Regions from separate parts of the Homo sapiens genome. Here region 2 is linked to region 1. The links are chromatin loops, found by intact Hi-C in ENCODE. Cell type or tissue: heart left ventricle. All regions are shown on one strand. Each heading gives the region's core, and the rest is flanking DNA. Links, peaks and the distances in the headings are about the cores only. Region 1 holds the start of PARM1 (prostate androgen-regulated mucin-like protein 1). Region 2 overlaps LOC105377282 (a long non-coding RNA gene).

What was found. Hi-C counts contacts between places; a loop is a spot of excess contacts. Peaks named below come from ENCODE experiments on the same cell type or tissue, not always from the same donor. Only the 100,000 strongest peaks of a DNase experiment are listed, where the experiment ranks them.
Region 2: a loop joins it to region 1, with 2.8 times the contacts of the local background. A loop is called at or near these places in 19 of 110 quality-filtered maps.

The regions. Positions count from the first base shown.
Region 1 is chr4:74,927,683-74,936,544 of GRCh38, reverse strand. It overlaps PARM1 (prostate androgen-regulated mucin-like protein 1), which reads right to left and starts at 3,429. Exons shown (of 4, transcript NM_015393.4): 1 at 3,175-3,429. The coding sequence starts at 3,217. RefSeq lists an enhancer at 2,496-2,545 and silencers at 2,656-2,705, 3,286-3,595. In heart left ventricle, for the core only: CTCF peaks have their summits at 3,397 and 3,600 (motif pointing left); DNase peaks (open chromatin) are centred at 1,894, 2,404, 3,084, 3,534 and 1 weaker place; H3K4me3 peaks cover 3,174 bases; H3K27ac peaks cover 2,354 bases.
Region 2 is chr4:74,870,083-74,878,944 of GRCh38, reverse strand. It overlaps LOC105377282 (a long non-coding RNA gene), which reads left to right. Exons shown (of 4, transcript XR_938886.2): 3 at 3,955-4,077; 4 at 6,938-7,195. Among named protein-coding and RNA genes, the nearest start is that of PARM1, 59 kb to the left of the region's middle. In heart left ventricle, for the core only: a CTCF peak has its summit at 3,989 (motif pointing left); no DNase peak of the experiment used is centred there.

The sequences.
Region 1 (8,862 bases), core at 388-8,387:
GAGGCGGAGCTTGCAGTGAGCTGAGATCGCGCCACTGCACTCCAGCCTGGGAGACAGAGAGAGACTCCATCTCAAAAAAAAAACAAAAAAACAAACAAAAAAAAAACACTTGAATGTAACAACCATGGTGGCAAGAACAAAGGAAGAGAATCCCGAGGGGAGCAGGAGAGGGATAAATGTGGAAGCTACCAGGGGCCTGCCATTCTCGTTCCCTTCTTGGTTTTGGGGATAAAGGTTGGAGGCTCTGGTTTGTATTTTAATCTGGAATCAGTACTCCAATATGCCTTATCCTGGCATAAGAAGTGTTTGAAAATGGTTTATAGAATAGACATCTAGTTTTCTACCATAATCAACCTTGAGAGAACTGAAGACCATCTAAGATTTCTCTCTCCTTTTAGAAATAGAAGTGAGGCTGGGCACAGTGGCTCACATCTGTCATCCCAGTACTTTGGATGACCAAGGTGGGAGGATCACTTACGTTCAGGAGTTCAAGACCAACCTGGGCAGCATAGGAATACCCCCCATATCTACAAAAAATAAAAAAATTTAGCTGCCTATGGTGGTGTGAACCTGTAGTCCCAGCTACTCAGGAGGTTGAGATGAGAGGATGGGGAGGCCGAGGTTGCAGTGGAACTGGAATCGCGCCATTGCACTCCAGTCTAGGTGACAGAGCTAGACCCTTTGTCTAAAAATATATAAATATATTTATATATACCCGAGTGAATACATGTAGAGATCTACCCTTGTTGGCTTGTTGACAACGCACACATATTTGCAAGTGTCCATTGTATGTGCTGGAGGAAATACTATGTATACTTTGAGAGGATTTGTTGAGCCAAAAAACAGGCCCCTGCCTAATGCTGTTCCTGGCTCAAGAAAGTATCACCTTAAGAATTTTACAGAAATATTGTTGAAGCCTATGGCTAGAGGAGGAAAATGAGAAGGAAACAGAAAAGACACAAGGCCTGGTGAAACTAACTAGAGATTTGCTAGGGGAGTTCTGGGATAAGCCCCCAAAACACATGTGTGTGCACTTTCACTTCAAGAGCCCTCATCCCTTTCTTCTTTACCAACACGTCTATTTTTTTCTTTAAAAATGATATTTTACATTCTGAAAACACCTTAAAATTAAGGTGCAAAGAATCTCATGAGGTATTTATGCCAATTTTTATATTATTTTTTCGGACGATTTATTGCAAAGTAGCTCTAACAACAAACTGACGTCTTAAAGAGATTCCTTCAAAGGCACAAACTTCAGGGGGAATGCAGTGTCCATTAGCTTCATCATTTTCAGCTTGGGATATGCATATCGAAGCATAACTAGGGAAATGAGGCAGTATGTCTTCCTGAGTCTCGAGCCTCACAGCTGGAAGGCTGTGACCATCTGGGCTCTGATCCTAATTAGTGCGTGGGGGTAGGAGTGGTGCTCAGCCGGTCCCTGGCCCACCAGTCTCCTCGCTCTAGCGGTGGGTCAAGGGTGATATTCCTCCCGGAATAGCGGAGCTAAACTGTAACGCTGAATAAAAGAAAAAAGAAAAAAAAAAAAAAGAAAAAAGAGCTTCTTGGGGTGGGGGTGGGGAAGCTACAATACACTGTTTGTTAGGGTTAATCCCGGTTTTGACAACTGCCAGAGCTGTTTAAAAAAGGAAATGATTAAATAAACAAGACAAGCCACTAAATCAAATTTGCAAACGAACCTCTCTACTGACTCACTCAAGGGTTTCTGAACCTCAAGAAAAGATTTTTGAGTGAGGAGAAGTAAAGGTACCTTCCGTGTCATTACGTAAGCATCTCCTGCTTTGAGGATTACAGGAATTACCACCCGCAGCCAGCCGGGAGCTCCGCTGCCTATTGCACCTGCCGGACCTAGGCTCTCTCATCTCAGCCCGAGGCTGGGCAGCCAAAGCCGCCTGCGAGTATTCGGGAACTGTCCGCGGACGCGTCTCCAAACCGTGCCGAGATACCAGCGAGAAAGAGGTTTTCTCAGACGGACGTTCACTAAGTAGAGAAAATACGCTATAGTTTCAAGTTGGGAAACTTTTCCTTATAACTGCATTACCCACTGTGAGCTGCCTGAAAACCGCTAGCTTCTTTTCAAGGGATTGCGACGACTCGTGTCCACAACTGTAGGAACCCGACGAACTCAGAGGGAGGATATACAGACTAAAGCACGAGTAGAATCGGTTTGCGCTATGTGACTTTGGGTCACATTTAAACTGAAAATGCCAGTGGCCGCGCAGTCGGGCTACTTTTCCCAGCAGCACCATATCCACAGCCAGTTGTCCCTTTTCGGGAGACGTTTTCTGGAAAAAATAGGTACCTGAACTCTAGATTCAAAGCGTCTTTCTGAATCTCTCCCCGGTCCCCGCCAAGCCGAGCTCAGTCATCTGGCTCCCCTCTTCCCCATCCCCGCTGCCAGAGGTCGTCGCCGTCTGTGGTCCCGAAACCCGAGAGTGGCTCCTACGAAGCCTTTCAGAGGTGGTGCAGGGGGAGGGGAGAGGATGCTAGTTTAGCCAAGTTAATAGTTTCTTCTATGGGATACGTTTTTGGGGAGTTCTGGGGCAGAAGGTAGCCTTGCTACCCCCAGTGACGATTGCGAGCCTGACCAAGGCCGGGCCGCTGCTGTTAGTGCCACATCATCCTAAGCATAACTAGGAAGGGACGCCGGAGATCAGAGACCGCCAAGACTCGAGAAAGCAAACCAGCCCCGCCAGGCGCGCAGCCGCTGCTGAAGCCTTCCCAGATGCGAACCTCCCACCCCCACTTCCCCGGCTTTTTCATCCCTTCCAGGGCCCAACGGCAACAAGAAGTCTGGTCCCGTACTTTGGCAGAGTGCGCTCCGAAACCCTGGTGAAGAAAGAGAAGCCTTGAGGCGCAGTCCGTGTTGCCCACTCTGGGTTCGAACACGCAGCTAAGACAGCCACCTGTTCTACAAAGCTGGAGTTTGTGCGGGCGCGGGCTGCGGCAGGAAGGACCCCATCGTCCCCTCCCTCAGTACGGTTCGGGACCGCCAAAGGTGCACGTCACCCCAAATCTAAGTGCGCACACACCTGCGCACTCACCCGGAGGCGCGCGGCGACTCACTGCCGGATCTCCTAGCTTCAGCCCCGACCACGCGCTAGCTACTGGGGCCCACCCCGCGACCTGCCCTTCCGGGAGGATGGCGCCAATTACCTGCAGTTAAGATGCAAAGAGCGAAGAGAGTCTTGTAGACCATGGTAGCCTGGTATTTGGTGCCCAGCCCGGGGCGGGCGGCAAGGAGTTTGCGGACTGACAGAGCGCACTGGGCGCTGGTAGCGACTCCTCTGCCGGGTGGGCTGCGGTGGGAGCCGGGAGGCGCGAACAGCTCCAGTGGAGGGCGCGAGGCAAACGAGGCGAACGCAGCGCAGCTCCGTCAGCTGCGTGCCCTCCGGTGCTCCGCGCTCTTCTGCTCCATCCCAGCCGCCCGAGCCCGGGGCCGCCTCCGCCTCCGCCGCCGCCGCCGCGCCTGCCGCTGCCAAACCCCTCCCACCCGGGCCCCGCGGCGATGACTGGGCCACCCCCTGGCCTTCCTTCTCTCAGCCCTCAGGTCCCGAGAGCCCCGGCCCAGAGCGGCCTCTGCTGGACAGTCAAGACACGAGACCCTGGGTTCAGCAAATGTTTGCAGCGCCTTGCACTGTGCTGGGAACTAGGGATGCAAAGAAATGTGAGCACATCTCTGCCCTTAGGAATCTAGCTCAGCTTTTCCTACATGAGCTTACAGCCTTTAAAAAGGTGACCTTATGCCATTTTAGGAGTTCCCTCGGAGAACCGGCACATGTTCCAAGAATGAGGACCTTCTTCATTTGTCAAAACACTTCTGCGTGTACATCATTAAACCCTCATCCACATTAAACCCGGCTGAGCTTCCTGGGGCCCGAACCAGGATGTCTGCCGCTGCATTCAGCTTCTTACTAGAAGAAAATACTGTCGGGGGGATAACTAAGCCAGACACCCTACTAGGCGTTGTTTCATGAATCCTTCTAAGAATTATTATTATTCCATTTTACAGGTGAGAAAATGAAGGCACAGAGAAGACAATGTTCTCAAGGTCGCATAACTGGTAAGAATAGTTTGTGCACTAGGCCCATAATAAAGGCTGACGTTTCCTGAGTGATTGCTATGTGCTAGGCACTGGACAACGTGCTGTTCAGGAATCAACCAAGTCATTTAGTTCTCACAACAATCCTTGGAGATTATATCCTCGTTTTCAGGGGAGAAAGTAGAAGCACAGAGAAGTTTAACTTGCCCGAGTTCACACAACTCGCAAGTAATGATAAGATGCCTGCCCAGGCACCCCGCTCAGCCTCTGTACTCTACTCCCTCTCAAGAGCCCAAAGCTTCTCCAAAGCCTACAGATTAGAACTGACCTTTCATTCAGTTCCCTCCCTGCTCTTGCTACACTTTAGGCTTGCTTAATTCTCACACTTCGATCAAAGCAGATGCCAGGTTCTCTCCCAATTCTGTTATTAATGAACCTATTGGTCCCCTAGTCACTAGAGCTGGGGCACTGCAGGAGTTAACAAGCCTTTGTAAAGAAATGATTTGCGTGGAAGGCAGCTTTCTTTTTTCTGTAATATCTTCTTCATATGCCATGGGCTCTGTTCTCACTTCTTTCTCACATACCAGAAGCTGACTCTAGGAGTCCTGAGCACCTTATCTATGGTCAATTCCTCTGCCTGACTCTATCACACTACCACTTGTAGATTTTGCTCACACTTCCACAACCAGATTAAATTTGGATCATATTTTTTTCTCTTTGTTTTGGTAAATCTAGTAATTTCTGTTGGAATGAGAAACAAAAAATACTCAGACCAAGTGCCCATCCCCTCTCCATCCTCCCTGGCCAGATAAACTGCAAATTCAATTTGTTCAGCATGTTCTCTGAATGCTTTTGACTTCAAGGCCCTTCCGGTTTCTAGGGTAATCTATGTGATTAGGAACAATTTCTGCATCTGGGTTTTGGTTGTCATGGATGCAGGGACCACACACAGATGGAGTTATGCAGCGACATTCTATCAGGCATTAGCCCCTTTAAATAGGGCAGGTTAAGTAAGTGACTCTATGGCAGAAATATAGGTTTTTGAAGACCACTTCACAGAAAAAATTTATTCAATTGAAATTCAGCAAAACTTGAAGGAGTCTTTCTGGAGTGCGAAGCATGTGCAACTCTAACCTTGATATCTAAGATAATGGTTTGGTACTCAAAGAATCATGACCCCTACACACTAATCAGTGAAAATTTCCAAAACTTTTCTATTGTACGCAGGATAGAGTTGAAATAATTTCTTTGATTAAAATAGTTCATTTTAATTGCTGATTAAAAATTTTAATTTATTAATTAATTTAGTCAGAGCATATTTAATCACTTATTTTACGCCAGCCCTTATGCTAGGCAATGGAAATACAATGGTTGTAATAGCCAGGGTAGTGTAGGTTATGCTGCTGTAACAAACCAGCCCAAAGTCTCCCAAGCTTAAGCGATAATGGTTTATTTTTTGCTCATCAAAGTCTGCTATGGATCCAGGTTACTCCTCAGAGTAGCTGTCCTCAGGATCAGTGTTGTACCGCCATATCGAAACCTGCTTTTGTTACAGTAGGTAGCTAGATAGGCATGAGTGGGGCAGCAGAGGGCTCCCCCCACACCCCACCAGGAAAGTCAGGTAACCATCATGTGATGGCCAGGCAGTTATTAACTGTCTCTCTAAAATAATAATTGGTTACAGCTGGCACGAGGGACTGACCATCTCCCCATAAATAGGGAACACATGAAACTGGTAATCAGCAGCTTCCAATAAGATCTCAGGAGGTGGGTGACTGAACTCAAGCATGTGCATTAAGATGCAAAATGGTGGAGTTTAACTGGTATATGACCTTCTGGGGGCATTAAAGCAATGCAAGACGCCAGAAGTAGACCAGCATGTAAAACCCTAAGTGCAAGGTCAAATGGGGCACTTGACGTCCAAGATGCCCTCTTAGGCCTCTTCCAACTGTGCTTTCCTTTCTTGCTGCTCTAAAGCTTTTTAATTAACTTCCACTCTTGCTCTGAAACTTGCCTCAGTCTCTTATTCTGCCTTATGCCCCTCAATTATATTCTTCCTTCCGAGGCAAGAATTGAGGTTGCTGCAGTCTCTGCCGGTGACTCAAATAACTTCCACCTCTAACAGTTTCACATCCACCTCTAACAGTTTCACATCCACTGAGTTAGGGAAAGAGAGAAGTGGAGAATTAAGTATTTAAATCTTCCACCTAAAAGTGACAATTCTGTTCATATTTTATGGGCTAAGGCAAGTCAATGGCCATGCCCAACTTCAAGAAAGCAAGAAAGCATGTTATTTTTGCGTGCTCAGATAGAGACGAGAACTCTATAGCAGGGAACATTGTGATATGTGCCACAGGGGCTAATTGTCCCTGCACCAGGAAACTTATTTTCTAGTAGTGGGGAGTTAAACATTGAATGAATAATCACAAAGACATATGCAATAACATTATATTAAATGCTACAATAATAATAATGATGAAAATTTATTAATTGTTTCAAGCATTTTATGTACAGTCATGTGTTTACATTTCTACACTCTAACTTTGTGAGATAGATACTGTAGAAGACCAGAATGTGCCACTTCAGAATATGCCTTTTCAGTATAAGCATTTGTTTGAGAAACAGCAGCTATAGGAGCAACTCTGAGAACAGAGTGGAATTACCTTTTTGTAGGGTGAATTTAAATCTATAAAGGAAATTTTCATTTGTAAAAATGTCTTCCTCTGAATTCTAGGAAGAAAAGGATGGCACTAAATTACTGGAAACTCTTATCAATGGAGAGGGCTCTGACTTAAATACGCATAACAAACTTTACCTTTGTTTGCCATGCTTTACCTGGTCACTTCCTCATAACTGCACCCCTACCCCCATACTCCTCTTTCTTTGTTTCAGCTGAAGATGATATTTAAGTTTGAATTCAAAGTCACCTCTTTGAAAATTACTAATTCCCTGACTATCTCCTGTACATATATATGAAATATACATGTTAATAACCTCGTGGGGTTTTTGTTGTTGTTAATCTGTCTTTTGTTATAGGGGATCCCAGCTTAGAACTCATAAGGGGTAGAGAGAAAAATTATCTTTTCTCCCCCCAAATACTATTATTATCCAAATGTTACAAAGTAAGAAACTGAGAAATACTTATACAGAATAAAACTTTGAAGGAAACTAAGGGATTCAATGAGATATAATAGCAGGGGAACTAGTACTCCTCAGTGGGGTCAAGGATGGAATTTGCATGTAACCCTTAGTTATGACTTACAGCAAAAGCCATTTTTTTTTTAGTAGAATTCTTAGTTCTTTTATAATACTCCACTGGGATAAAATCTCACATAAATCTACCTTTTACTGACTTTGACTCTTTTTTGATCATTGTTAAAATGAATTTTTAGTGTTGTGGACTTTTAACATTTTACCAAAAAAATTGCTCTTGGCTGACATAGATTTTTACATCCTGAATATATTATATTTTATAATTTTAGATAATACATTTTAGGTAATATAGAAGTATTGTTTCTGGATTCTTTATATCATGAGATGGTTTCATCTGGACTCTTGGCTTAAGTGAGAGAATAACTTGGCTGAGAGAGCTGCAGTGGTTAGAGGTTGGGTCCTAATCCCCTCTGCCATCTACTAACTGAGTGATTCTAATTAATTACTTGGCACCTCTATTCCTTTGTTTCTGTATCAGTCTGCTAGGGCTGCCATAACAGAACATCACCAACTAGGTGGTTTAAACAACATAAATGTATTTTTTCCATGTTATGGAAGCTGGATGTCTAAGGCCAAGGTGATAACAGTGTTCAGGCTCTTGACACCATTGCAAGCAGGAATTCAAGAATGAGTCAGAAAATAGTGACAGTAGGAGATTTATTGCAAAGTGAAAAGCATATACTCAAGAAAGGGGATTGTGGGGGTACTTAAGACAGAGTTGTTTGATGGAGTTTGGAGTTTCTGTCTTTATGGGCTTCTTTAACCAAGGGGTGGAATATTCATTAAAATTCCTGGAAAAATTTAGAGATTTCTCAGAACTGTGGTGCCACCTATTTTTTCACACCAAATATGGGTGTTCTCAGGACTGTCATGGCACTGGTGGGTATGTAATTGATAATGTTAACAATAATATAACGAGGTCCTAGGAGAAATCTAGGTGAAATCCAGTGCCATGTTGGATCCAGTTGGTCTTAGCCAGCTGGGTCCATACCTTGGGTTTTGAGGGTCTTATCAGTTCCTAGCTTCTGCAGCTATTTCAACAGTTTCCTTTTGCTAGTCATGCAAAACTGCTGTCTGGAATTTTCTATTCTCCTGTGACCACCCTGTATTATTCCTGTCTCAAAGGTGCTGGCAGTATTGGTTTCTGGTAAGACCTCTCTCCTTGTCTTGCAGGCGGCTGTCTTCTCACTATATTCTCATATGACCTTTTCTCTGTATGTGCACACTCCTGGTATCTCTTCCTCTTCTTATAAGGATACCTGTCCTGTTGGATTAGAGTCCCATCTATATAACCTCATTTAACCTTAATTACTTACTTAAAGCCCTATCTTCAACTATAGTCTATTGGGGGTTAGGGCTTCAGCATGTAAATTTTGGGGGACACATTCAGTTCATAACATTTCACCCTTTGGCTCCCTCAAAATTCATGTCCTGTCACATGCAAAATACATTCACTCCATCCACCCCAACAGCCTCCAAAGCCTTAACCCATTCCAGCATCTAAAATCCAAAGTCTCATTGAAATATGATAAAAATCAGATATGGGTGAGACTTGAGGTCATTGTGAGGCAAAATTCCTCTCTAGCTAT
Region 2 (8,862 bases), core at 482-8,481, 58 kb after region 1:
ATATTTAAAGAGGTGGCTAAGTTAAAATGAGGCTGTTAGGGTGGGCTCAAATTCACTCTGACAAGTGTCCTTATAAGAAGTGGAAATTTGCACACAAAAACAGACACTAAGGATGCGGGCACACAGAGAAAAGACCATGTGAGGACACAGCAGAAAAAATTCAGATGAAATGAATCTGAAAAATTTAGAGAAACTAGAATTTGTGGAACTTGGTGCTTGAATATGGGAGATGAGAAAGATGGAGGAAAATTAGGATATTTAGATTGTTGGCTTGAGTGGTTAGTTTCATTCTGATGTCCTTAATGGAAATGGTCACTATAGAAAGAAGAGCAGGTGCTATAGTGAAGTGCGAGGAAGGATATTCTGCCTTTGTTTAGGGACATGTTGACTTTTGCAGGGCCCATGGGACACCGTAGTGGAGCTGTCCAACAGGTGCTTGTTTATATCAGTCTGGCCTGAGGATTTAGAGTTGGAAAATTACCACCATTCAAAGGTTAGTAACACCTAAGAGCAGTTTTTTTTTTTTGTTGTTGTTGTTGTTTTGTTTTTTGTTTTTCACCCAGAGGTTGCTTGTGAGAAGAAAGAGCCACAGGCAGAAGATGGAACTTAGTGGGATACGAGCATTTAGGGAATGACCAGTGAAATAGGAGCCTAGGAAAGAGATAGAGCACAATTGTAAGAGATCTGGGTGAGTGCACAATCATGAAAAGAAAATGGACAAAGAAAGTTTCAAAATAGGGAGGGTGCAGCTCTTTTTAAAAGCTTCAATTATTGACATTCAGTTATCAACAGTGATGTAAAGAAGTTTTTAAAATGTATATGGCTTTTCCTAGTGTTCCCATGTCACATTGTGGAGATGGCTTGGTATCCTTCTTCATTCTTGGCTCTTAAAACCTGATTCTGGCTGGGTGTGATGGCTCATGCCTGTAATACCAGCACTTTGGGAGGCTAAGGTGGGCAAATCACCTGAGGTCAGGAGTTTGAGACCAGGTTGTCCAACATAATGAAACCCCATCTCTACTAAAAATACAAAAATTAGCCGGCTGTGCTCTTGTAGTGCCAGCTGCTTGGGAGGCTGAGGCAGGAGAGTCACTTGAACCTGGGAGGTGGAAGTTGCAGTGAGCCAAGATCATGCCATTACCCTCCAGCCTGGGCAACAAGAGTGAAACTTTGTCTCAAAACAAAACAAAACCACCCAAAAAAACTTGATTCTACTTAACTTCAGCATGACCCTTTCTGCCTCTAAGAAAGTCAACCAATACTGTTTTCTTCAAGCTGCACAAGGTCCCTATCCTCATCTTTACTCCTGAAACTCTATTGGCTTAAGATTTGGTCTTGCATTAGGAATTCAAGAATCTGGTATCTTAACCTAAGCCAATGTAATAATAATGTTCTCCCTACTGACATACAAGTGGCCAAGAAACATATGAAGAAGTGTTTCACATTACTAATCATTAGAGAAATGCAAATAAAACCACAATGAGATATCATCTCACATCAGTCAGAATGGCTATTATTACAAAGTAAAAAAGCAACAGACGCTGGTGGGGCTGTGGAGAAAAGGAAATGCTTATACACTGTCAATGGGAATGTAAATTAGTTCAGCTGCTGTGGAAAGTAGTTTGGAAATTTCTCAGAGAAACCTAAAGCAGAACTACCATTTGACCCAGCAATCACATCACTGGGTATATATCCAAAAGAAAACAAATTTTCCTACCAAAAAGGTACATTTACTTGCATGTTTATTGCAGCACTAAGACATAGATCAACCTAGGTGCCCATCGACCATGGATTGGATAAAGAAAATGTGGTACATATAAACCATGGAATGCTAGGCAGCCATAAAAAAGAATGAAACCATGTTCTTTGTAGCAACATGGATGCAGCTGGAGGCCATTATCCTAAGAGAATTAATGCAACAGAAAATCAAATACCACATGTTCTCACTTACAGGTGGGAACTAAACATTGATACTTACAGACACAAAGATGGCAAACAACAGAAACTAAGGACTACTAGAGGGGGGAGGTAGGAAGAGGGACAAGGGTTAAAAAGCTAACTATTGGATACTATGCTCAGTATCTGTGTGGTGGGATCATTTGTACTCCAAACCTCAGCATCATGCAATATACCCAGGTGAAAAACCTGCACATATATCCCCTGAACCTAAAATAAAAGTTGAAAAAAAAAACTTCCCTTGAATATGTTAGCTTATTTTTGCAATTCCTGATTTATTTCTGGTTTTTAAGGAATTACAGAATCTTAGAGTTGGAAGAACTTTCATGGATCATCTTTCTCCATGAAAGTCTTAAACCCCGAAGTTTAAGAGCCCCTTTTAGAATATTCATGCCAAAATAATTACTCAGGCTGCTCAAAACCTTTCATGAGCTCATTGCATTCCAGGCAACCCTTCCATTGTTGATTGGATCTCATGGTAATTTTTGAACATGGCCTTGACTAGCCCACAGTGTACCTTTGTGGGAATTGGAAACAGGTGCTCCCTGGGGGTATATGAAAATCCTGGCAAGTTATGACTTTCACTCATTGAATCTAGTTCTGTGAACTACAGAGGGAAGGATAAATTCCATTTTTTTTATGAAAGAGTCATTCAGTATTCAAAGAGAACTATCATATTGTTACCTAAGTCTTCTCTTCAGGGGAACCTTCATTCCTTGTAGAAAGGACATGATTTTGATACTCTACTGCTTTGTTCTAGATGGAGTCCAGTTTGTCATTGCTCCTCTGAATTGAGCAAAATATTCCAAATGTGTTCTGATTGCGAGGTAGAAGTTTCCTGTAACTACACTCACTGTATTTCTACGAGTGTAGGCCGAAAGAACATTCACTTTTTCTATTCTGCCAGCTGAATTGCCCAATTGTTTAAAGGGAAACTTGAAGTCATGTAAAGAACGTGGCTTAATGAACCTCATATACTGTACAATTTAATTTTTGATTGTAGGTTCAGGACTTTTTCCTGATCTCCATTTTTTTTAATACTCCCTTATTAGGTGTTTTAAGAAGGGATTATTACTCAACAGATGTTAGTATCCTTACTCTCAAATAGTAGACTACTTATTCTTTGTTTATATTTTTGTTGTTCATATAGATGTTTTTATGATAAGAGCACTAATATTTTTAACAAATCCTTCTAATTGGCCTCTGCAAATTCTAGACTAAAGTCTCAGTTCAATTTCATAATGGTAACAGGAGTACGAGGCACCCTTGTGTTGTTACTTCCTTTTTATCTGTACTTTGCTCAGGTAGCTGCACTAGTAAACTGAATAGAAACTCCAATTGCATTTGGCTGGTGCAGCTGTGGCATCACTGTGCTAGCTATCATGAAGCTTTCTGCATGTCTCAGGCATCTTGAGAACAGCTCTACCATATCTTTGGAAACTCCAAATGCATTAGAGTCTGGAATATCCTTTCCTCAGAGACAGGAAAAGGAGGCAAGGAAGTATTCTTTCCGCTAAAGTCAGAATAAATAATAATGACTGTCTAAGGTCAATGTGGAGGGGTATCTCACAGCAGCCACTCTTCTTTGCTTGGTGACTTCCTGTTTAGCTAGTAAATAGGAAAACCCAAAGACATTAGTGAAAGTATTTCATTTTACCCAGACTTTGCCTCATTGTGAGCTGGTGAGCAAGTACAGGGGTTCACATAAAATGTTTGGCTGCTTCCAGAGAAACCAAAACCTACTTCAGAAAAAGATCAGCAGTGAGACCAATGTGTGAAGAGAACTTTAGGAAAACATAAAGCAAAACAGATTAGTGGCTCTCAACACCAGGTCCAATGAAAGGCAAGTGTTCCTCCAATGTCTTTGTGCCTGATCTGATTGATAATATTTATTTATTTTTTGTTTATATGATAGGCCCAATCTTCCTAGTTGCCCAAGGAAAAACCAATGGCTAAGTATATAAGGCTAAATAAGAGTGGATTCCTCTTCTCCTCTAGGTCTTGTTCAGTTTGCTGTGTTCTCTACTGCCATCTGGTGGTCAAGAAGGATCAATCACTGCCCTTGCAATGAAGAACTCTATGAAAGCGAAGGCTTGGCCATTTTGTGTTCAGCTCCTTCCAGTAAATACTCCATGGCATGATTATTTATTTTTCCTTTTCTCTTATTCATAAATCAGAGTGGCTGTTTGAACTTAACCACCCTTATCAAAATCTTTAAAAATATTTAAAATATTTTGACCCAGTGCTTCCACTTTTATAATCTCAAAGAAACATAAGCAGACAGATTTATGTATGAGCATGTTTCTCAAAGTGTTATTTATAATAGCAAAATTGGAACTACCACAAATGTTCAAAAATAGGAATTGTTAAAATTGGAGTGTTCTGTACCACTATTCACTCACGCTTTAGAAGAACATTTAATGACATGGGAAAATGTTTATAATATATTATGAAGTGAACAAACACAGTTAAAAAGCAAGTAAAACTTCACAATCTCCATTTTGGCTTTCTGTGTATTTCCTCCTTTCAAAGGCATGAACATATAATACTTTGGGAACCAGAAAGAAATGCCACCATAAATATTTTATAAATATGGTTACCTGCATGGTAGAGTATCAGTATCAACTTTTTTTTTAAAGTAACACGTCTTTTAAGATATCTATCCTAGAACTTTATTAAAAACATACTTCTACAGAATATCAGTGCAAAGGATCGTGAACAATTGCTTTAGTGTTCTTGGGATCAGGAATAATCCAGGAAGCCAGAGCATGCAGCTGCCACTTCAGGTTTGCTAATGAGTCTTGTGGCTAAGATAAAAAGCATGTTATTTGTTGCATGACCCTAAAGAGTTATTAATTTGTTCTAAGGCTTATATTTTGCTCCCAAGAGTTGTTGGTGGGGATGTGGAAGATGATGCAATTCAAATCACTGTGCAGTATGTGCAGTAACCAGAGCTCTATTTTATAATTGGACACAGTCCATTTCTTAAAGCTTTTTCAAGACATAGCTTTGAGATTTTTCTTTGTACAATGAAAAGGTACACAGAGACTGCTTTGCTTGCTTCACTGGGTAATTAGCCCACAAAGAGAAGATTGAAGGTGCTCTCACGGGTTTCTTTAAATGGAGCTAAGAGCAGCTGCCCTTGGGTCCTAGGAGCAGCTGTGTGGCTAGCCAAACCCAGCTAGAAGGTGTTCCTCCTACAGAGCTTTCTGTTTCACATTTGTTCACTTAATACATTTGGACACAATTTCCATATACATGGTTAACATGTCACTTCTGTCTACCCTAAGGGCACCAGGTGGTAGCTCCAAGAAGAGGAAATCATTTTCGGAGTTCCCTGCTGGCTCAATCAACACTTTTCACTTCTCCTAATGAGATGGTTAACCTGTTTTTTTCATTTAGCCATTTGGTCAACAAAACTTTAATGGCTGTTATAGAGTAGTTTATAATTTCCACACTTACAGGCATTAACACCATTACTATTAGATTGGGAAACAGAGATTCGACTAATCCTCCAGCTTAAGCTGAAAACATATCTCCATAGAGATTTTTCACTGAATTAATTCTACTAAATTCTTGGGTCAAACACAGTTAATGTTTCTGCTTAGTCATTTTTAAAGAAAAGAAATGAAATCTGGCTGGTATACATTAACCCGTGTGTGCTTCTTAAATAAATTTACAAATATAAATGGACTCAAACATTAATCAGACTATTATCTTAACATATTAAAAAATAAATTTACATAGCACACTGTATTAAAGTGAGTATTACAAACTTTTAGTTCTAAAGTAGTTGTTTCTCTTTGGCATGTTTCATTGGGCATGTTCCAGGAATTCAGTAAGTCCTCAAAGGTTGTTTTTCTGTATTGGTGCTACTTTCTTTTATCTAAGTAAAACATATTCTCAAAATAACATGCACTGGGAAGTATGATTCGATGCACAAATACTGCTTTACACATAGCTTTTGGGGACTATAATACCAGTTCTGTGATTGTCATAAAGATCTTTAAGATGTGGTAGGTGGAGTTATCAGTGTCAGAGTTACAGAAAATCAGGGACAGAAGAATTTGCTTTTTGAATTTAGAACCTTGTTAAGCCTTATCTATTTTGACTTCAAATATGATTTCAACCTTTAAGAAATTGCTTCCATTGTCCTTTCTGCCTAATGCACTTGGCTACTTTCTGAGGCTTATCATTCATCAAAATTTTAAGAAAATAATTTCCTTTTTTATTTGAATCAAGAAGCCTATGCAGAAAAAAATACTTTTCGTAAGTGTCTTGAGCTTAAGTTATTAACCTAGAACTTTAGATATTAGTAGTACATAAATTGGAAATAACAAATTAGCTACATTTAAATGGATTTATTCCAAGGCTTTATAAATTGATGAATAAAGTGGGCAAAAGTATATAGACTCATAAGATATGTTAACATAATAATAGTTCCAATATATTGGATCCCACTACAGATTGTTTTCTGCATTGAACCAGCTATTTATATACATAAATATCATTTAAAGTATTCCCTTGCCCCAAACTCTCCTTATCTAGTTAACAGTGCTATCCAATAGAACTTTCTGTGATGACAGAAAAATTTTACTTCTAGCTACATATGGCCATTGAGGTCTTAAAATGTGACTACTGCAACTGAGAAACTGAATTTTTAGTTTTATTTAATTTTAATCAATTTCAACTTAAATAGCCACATGTAGCTAATGGCTACTATATCTGATAGCACAGCTTTAATGCATTAGCTGGCTTTATTATCTTCAGAGTACTAGGCACAAACTATGATTATCTTTTTAGTTTCCTTGTTTCCTAATTATCTGTCTTCTCCTTGCTAGGCTGTAAACTCCCAGAAGGACCTGGTCTGTCTTTTTCACAGCTATATTATTATAATCTAGGACAGAGCTTGGTGTGTAATAGATACTCATGTTATTTATTTAAAATGCACATGTGTGTTATTATTATGTCTATGTTACAGATGATGAGGAACAAAGAGGGAACAACTTTTAAAAGATGACAGGGATTCAAACACAGGACTGTTTGACTCAAGCTCCAAATCCTTCCATTCTACTAGTTGGCCATAACTACACCCACGACTGCACTTCAGACTCCTGATAACCAAGCCCCAAGAATGGAAACTGTTTTAGTGGGATTAATACCCAAAGCTGACTAGAAGTTCCCTGATCCACTTTTGTTGCTAGCATTCTGGGCAGGAATCTTTCAAGCCATTGAGTTAAGGCATTCTCCCAGAAGTTTGAATGTACACATATTACTGTCAAGGAATAATAGTTTAACATATAATTTCCCAGATTGTTCATAGTACTTAAGAATTCTAGTGCTCTTTCAGGCATGGTGGCACACGCCTGTAGTCCCAGCTACTTGAGAGGCTGAGGTGGGAGGATCACTTGAGCCCAGGAGTTCAAGGTTACAGTAAGCTATGATCGTGCCATTGCACTCTAGCCTGAGAGACAGAGACTCTGTATCAATTTAATAAGAAGAAAAGGAGTTTTAGTGCTCCTTAAGATATAGTGAATTGCTCTTTTAGGAAGAGAGAAGTTCCAAAAATGTTTTTTCTAAAATGTATTTACAATGTATATGTTAAAAACAAATTACATACATTTTCTTGGCTGTTCTTGTTATTTTTAGATTATCTGCTTAAAACAAAGTGTGCCAAAAGTTTTAGGAAGCTACATGTAGAAACCCCTGAGGTTTGATTTATGCACTGATGCAGAGTGAGGACTTAGAAATACCTCTTTAGGTTAATGTAGGCAATCCAATTAAGATTCCTTGTCTATGTTGTCTGGAGTGGTAAACTTGCAACAAATTTGTGATATTATCACAATGTAATGAGTTAAACACTCATATTATACAAATGTATTCCTTATGAGGTGTAAGCCTCATAGTTTATGTAAATAAATCAAATCTTTAGAAAGTGAACAATTGTAGCCTTTGCTGTCTTAAAAGGTGAGAATTGTGCTTTTCAATATGAAATAAACCTTATCAATGGCAAAATGTAGAACCACCTAAATATTGAGAAACTTTTGTTTTATGTTATCTTTGCTATAATATACCTGTGCAAAATAAGGTTTCCATAGAATGTTGTACTGGAAACAAAATACAGGATAGGCATAAGACTAGATCCGACAAATGCTCTGACATGACAACAGCACTTCTAATACCAAGCAGTGTATATATATATATATATGACATAAAATAGTATTTTCATTTAAAAAATAACAAAAATATAAAAGTATTGATGCTTTGACTTGACATATATTGTCTTTGACATTTCCTGGTGGGGGTCTGGGATGCTAAGGGCACTGAGGAAGGTTTGGCCTGGCTCAAGTCCTAATCCTTCTCATGAGGGGGCAAGAACCAGATCCGGGGTTGGAGTCATTGGATGCTTAAGTGGAATATCTTGCACATGGTCATCAGGAGGGCTTTTCAGTTTGGAGGTTGAATGTCAGCCAAAGTTCTTAGAGTACATAAAGAGTCAAGCAAGAGAAACCAAATTTGATAACATCAAAGGTCAGAGCAGTCTCAAAAATTGGAGAGAGCTGAAAGTGGCAATTTATCGTAATGAGAGCAAGCCTAGAAACAAAGTAGATTGAAGCTCGTAGGTAAATGCATGAGCTGGGGGTGTTTTATTTTAATTGAAATAAAGATGTAGCAGTTGGCAGTATTGAGATTCGAACCAATCTGATAATTCAAACCCTTCCTCCTCTTCTCATTATAGGATTCAAATTCTTCTTCCATTTCTCACTATAGAAACCTTGTTGAGACGCACTTTCCTTTTGCTGGTAATAGTAGTCTCCATCTCATAGGCAGACTGTGAAGATTAAATGATTAAAATGGCATAAATCATTTAGCCCAGCATCTGTTACAGGTTGGTGCTCCATAAAT